2 separate regions of the Homo sapiens genome follow, and region 2 is linked to region 1. Evidence: chromatin loops called from intact Hi-C (ENCODE). Cell type or tissue: HCT116. All regions are shown on one strand.

Region 1 (2,500 bases):
GGCTCTGAGTTCCCTTCCGTTCCTTCCCGGCTCTTCCTTCCTCTCTTTCTGGTCCTTCCCTTTGGCCTTTCCCTCCGGAGGTACCTTCCCACCCACGCACCCCCCACTTCTCATTCCACGGAAAAGTGTCCAGCAGTTTGTCTTGTCCCCTCCCGTTCCACGCGACTGTGCGCAGGGCCTCCCCAGTCCCCTTGCCCACCGGGTCTGGGCAGTCCAGAACGCTTGGTTCAGAATCGAGCTGAAGACCTCCGGCGAGTACCCACCTGCCTCGGTGGGACCCAGCGGATGGCGGGAGAGCCGGGGGACTTGGTTTCTGAACCCTCGGGTGACTGGGAAGGGGGTACAGGGGAGGGAAACAGTGCGGAGCTGCAGGTCGCTGGCGGCAGAGGATGTGGGAGACGAGGCTGGCTCTCCCCGGCTGGGGAGAAGAGGAGGCTGCGGACGCGGCTGAGCGCCGCCCGCTGCTAGCTCGGTGGATCCGGGGCGAGCGCAGGAGGCGCAACCACGGGGACGTCCCCACTCCTGCCGGAGCCTCCGCAGCTCTCTCTGGCACTAGCTCCCTTGCTCGCTGGGGTCCGCTCGCACGCACCAGGCAGAAGAAGCCCTTTGTCTCCTAACTGGTTAAGTACAGAATATCCGGGAGATCTTCATGAAATATTTTCCCTCGTCTCATAAATCATCTTGGCACTTCAGCTGATGTTTTAACTCTCTCTCCCTCCTTCGCTCCCTCCCCCCGCTTCCCTGGGTCTGCGAAAGGGCGGCTCGGCGAAGCTTGCGCAGCGCTCTTGCAGCCCGAATCCGAGATTCCTCCAGCCCCCGTCTGCAGCTCCGGGCGCCCCGCGGAAGCGCGGCGGACTCGCGCTCCCCTCCCTCTGGCCGGAGCCTGGGCGGCAGATACCATGGGGAGAGATGCACCTGCCTGACTCAGCCTAACTACTACTACTGGGCGTCTTGTACCCGGGTTTTTGGGATGCCCTTATTCCTCAGGAGGAGCTCAGGCCAGGCTCAGCGGGACGAGGTTCTGAGCCTCTCACTCCTGTGGGGCCTGGGTCCGCTGGGATCCTGGCATTTGCCCTCCCTCCTGTATCCTCCAGAGCCCAATAAGCTTAATCCACCTGCGGGGTAAAGTCTGGGAGGAAAACACTCCTCACCGCCTGCCCCTCCCAGCCCCTATCCCACTTCCCTTGGGTGGCTAGGCAGGTTGGTTCCCTTGGGCTAGAGGTTGAAGACGCAGGGCCTAGCCTCTAAGGTCAGTCTCTTCCTCTTGAGGCCTGCAGATGGCGCTCCCGGGTTTGCTTTGGCCTCACAACCCCACGAACACGCACTAACTTCGTGTAGGGACCGAAGAAGGAAAACAGTTCGGGCAGCCGAAAAGTAACAGCTCCCAGGCCAGAGTGCAAGGGATCTCAGGTGGTATTAGCTAGCACAGCCTTGGCTTTCCCCTCTGGGAAGTAATTAACCCAGAACTGGGGTGAAAGGAACGTTGAGAAAGGGTCCTTATTTAGAGGAGCTCAGAACTAAAGTAACCTTTGCCCCAGGTCTCTCCAAGTTGGTCATCCAGGAATTTGTCTCGGGGTGTGTGAACTATTGAAGGAAGAAAGCTGTGAGTAAACCCCCCCCCTTCCACACAGACACAGATTTTTCTAGAACCAGCTAGACATGTCCCTATGTTACAAGTACCATGAAATGTGGGTGCCCACAACAAGCATTTTCACATGTTGGGCGAGAAGGATTTTCCATTTTGTAGAGAAGGGGACTTAATGCGCCAAGTGTGCTGGAAGTTGTCCTCACACACCTGTCCTTCACATGCACCTTCTGAGGAGTAAAGACCCTTCTGATAGTCCCATTCCCAGGTAGCCCCTGAGAGTCCCCCCTGCTCCTGGGATCGTCTCCCCAGCACTGCACTAGCTGGACACTCACTCTTCCGCCAGGCCGGCTCCTGGCCGCTTCCCCATTAGCTCCAGCCCATTCCTGGGTCTAGAGAGTCAAAGAGTAATGCTCCCTGGAGATTAGGAACCCCTTTTCTCCAAAGCTCTGCCTTCTCCTGGGGCTCCAGGATGAAGGGCTGGCCTTCATCCAGTCACTGGCCGCTCCTCTGACTCCCCCTTTTCTGTTCTCTTTCTTCTATACAGTCTAGTAGAGGGGTGGGGGGAAGCAAGAAAGCAAAAAAAAAAAAAAAAAAAAAAAAAAAAAAAAAAAAAAAGGAAGAAAGAAGAGGAAAGGGGAAAAGAAAGAGAAAGAAAGAAAACAACCCAACCCCAAACACTACCCGGGCTCCGACCTGTCAGGGTTGGTTGCTTTTCCCGTCCGCCTCTAAATGAACCTTTTCTCTCTGGTGTTTTCAAAGCGGCCCTTCCACCCCCCAACCTAGGGGCATTTACACTTCAAACAAGGAGCCCGCCTCCCTGCGGAAATTTAAAGGCAAATAAACTTTTGGGGAGTTGCTCTGATACCCATCTCGGGATTTGCTTCATTAGCCGCCTCTGTGCATCTGATCTGC
Region 2 (2,500 bases), 180 kb after region 1:
AGGCCAACGGACTCCGCCGTTCCTCCAGTTCTTTCCCCTCTCCCACTCCTCCCAGTAGGCTGAGTCCACTCCCTGCAGCAATCCATCACCCTCAACACGCCCGTCCACCCACACCCCCACCTCCCCGCTCCTGAGCGGCACCCACACACATGGACGGTCCTCGGTTCATCTCGCCCTAGGTCTCCAACGCCCATCTGGAGCTTCCAGGGTGCGCCCGGATCCCAGCCCCGGCCGCCTCCTCCCGCCACCCGGGCCAGAGCTGCCTGAAGAGCAAGCCGGTGTCCTCGGCAGCCCCGCCCCGGGCTCTGAGGACTAGATCTCATCCCTAAACGAGGTCAGAGGACCACGGACCTCAGACTCACCTGGGAAACTGGTCACAAATACAAATTCCTGGGCCCCATCCAGAACTGCCGAATTATTCTGGCGGTGGAACCCGAAACCCGCCCTGCCTGCAGCCCCTCCGGCGAGCCCGAAACGGTACAGACCCAGGGCCCCGTCCGACGCCCGACCCCTCGCCCCAGTGCCCCCGAACGTGGCCGCCACTCTGCTTTGAACAGCGAAGGAACTCGAGACAGAGCCGAGCTGGGCTGCGGCCAGCCCACGGCCAGTCGGCGGAAGGTCGGGGGCCCCAGGCTCTTGCGCGGCCCCACAGACCCTTGCGTCAGAAGAGTGGCCCCCCGCGCCATGGGCTCTGCGGCCAGGAGGCCACGTGCGACGTCGCTCAGGCCGGAACACGTGGCTCCAGCAGAAGCCACATCTGGATTCTACACGTGCTGGGCTGCGGGCGAGGTTCTTCCACACCACAGGCGTCTTCTTGCCACCCAGGAGACCTGGGCCGGCAGCTTCCCTGCAGTGCGGGGCCCACGGGCTCCCCGCAGTGGGGAGTGCGAGAAACGCAACTGCGACCTCGCCGCGCACTCCGCTTCCGCCATTGGCTCAGGATCCCTGCGTGGAGCGAGGGCGCCACGCTGCGACTGCAGCAGGGACGGCACGTCCCAGGGGAGAGCGCGGGAAATATGGTGCGTGAGGTCCCAATTTCCAGGTTCCCTCCCACCTCAATGACTCGTTTTATAGCCGCCCCCTCAGGCTGACCTCTACCCTAGACCCCGTCTAACTAATCGCTAATCCCCTGACCTCAGGAAGGCCAGGGATGAGAGTCACAGGCCAATGCCTCTGGGCAGCCATAGGAAGTGAGGAAATGCAGACCCCAAATTTTCCCCTAAATCCTAGAAATATGCTCCAGATAAAAGTCTTTGCCTGGGTTCAGATTCTAGACTCCTGTCCTTCATTCCAGAAATTTCAGCACCATAGAATCACTGGCAAGTCTCGGACAGTATTCAGGCCCACTGCCATGGTGGCTTCCTATCAAAAATATTCTCATTTGTCACTGACCTTAGCAGGGGAAAAGACCTCAGAATTGGACCCAGTGCTCAGAGGTGGCCTGACCATCTCAGAAAGCAGTGGGGTAACACCTCCCTTGATCTGGCTGCTCCGTTTGGTTAATGCAATTCATGGCTGTGTTAGGATTTTAGCAGTCACATCACACAGTTGACTCATATTGAGCTTGCAGTCAACTAAACCCCCCAGGTCTTTTCTTCATGAACTGCTGTCAAGCTGGGCCAACCCCTACAACCGGTACTTATGTCATTGATTTTGTTTTAACCTAAGTGCAGGACTCTACATTTATCCCTGTTAAGTTTAATCTTGTTGGTTCCAGCCCAGTGTTCCAGCCTGTTGAAATCGTTTTGAATCCTGACTCTTTCATGCAAAGTATTAACTGCCCCTCCTAGCTCTATCACCTGCAAACTTGATGAGCCTGCTGCTTCGGTCAGTTGTCAATAAAAATGTCAGAGAGGACACAGGCCCAGACTGAGCCCTAAGGCATACTGCTGGAGACTTCCCTCTAGTCTAGGCTGACATGGATCCATTAATCAACCCTCACTGGGTCTGACTGTTCACCAAGCTTCCTAGCCATTTGGTTCAGATGCTTCTGCCACAACTAGATAACATGAGAGGCTTTGTCAGAAATTTGTCAGAGGCTTTGCTGGAAATTTCTCTTGCCCAGGCTGTGGCCCCCACATCAAGCTTAGGCCTTCTTTCTACCCTCCACACCCCACCATCATTTGTTTACTCATAACTTTAGGGGATTATATTTCCAATGGTGCCCCCTCCTGCATGACTTAATATTTCTGAGCTTCAGGATCACCTTGGGTGTGCCTTTGCTATTTCATATCCCATCATCCTATGCCTCCTCTGAGACCTCATTCTCTTAAATTCTCTGTCCTGCCACCTTCTCTGCCTATAAATGTGCAGTGGCCTCCCTTGCCTAAAAAGCTCTCTACTAGCTGCCCCCTTAAACTGTGGTTGGCTTCTGCCTCTGTCCTTCTTTTGAAAATCCAAACACTTCCAAACTCACCTTTCATGTCTCCTAAGCCTTTAGCAATCTGGGCTGCCAATCTCTCAGCTGAGCAACCATATTGCCCAAGCAGTGGACAGTGAT

What was found. Hi-C counts contacts between places; a loop is a spot of excess contacts. Peaks named below come from ENCODE experiments on the same cell type or tissue, not always from the same donor. Only the 100,000 strongest peaks of a DNase experiment are listed, where the experiment ranks them.
Region 2: a loop joins it to region 1, with 11 times the contacts of the local background. A loop is called at or near these places in 50 of 110 quality-filtered maps.

The regions. Positions count from the first base shown.
Region 1 is chr10:100,742,547-100,745,046 of GRCh38, reverse strand. It overlaps a transcript of PAX2 not described here. Among named protein-coding and RNA genes, the nearest start is that of PAX2, 1.8 kb to the left of the region's middle. RefSeq lists an enhancer at 374-423. In HCT116, a CTCF peak has its summit at 1,277 (motif pointing right); a DNase peak (open chromatin) is centred at 1,296; H3K4me3 peaks cover 447 bases.
Region 2 is chr10:100,560,600-100,563,099 of GRCh38, reverse strand. No RefSeq gene overlaps it. Among named protein-coding and RNA genes, the nearest start is that of HIF1AN, 26 kb to the right of the region's middle. RefSeq lists enhancers at 1-552, 555-604, 715-794, 553-1,191. In HCT116, a CTCF peak has its summit at 952; a DNase peak (open chromatin) is centred at 929.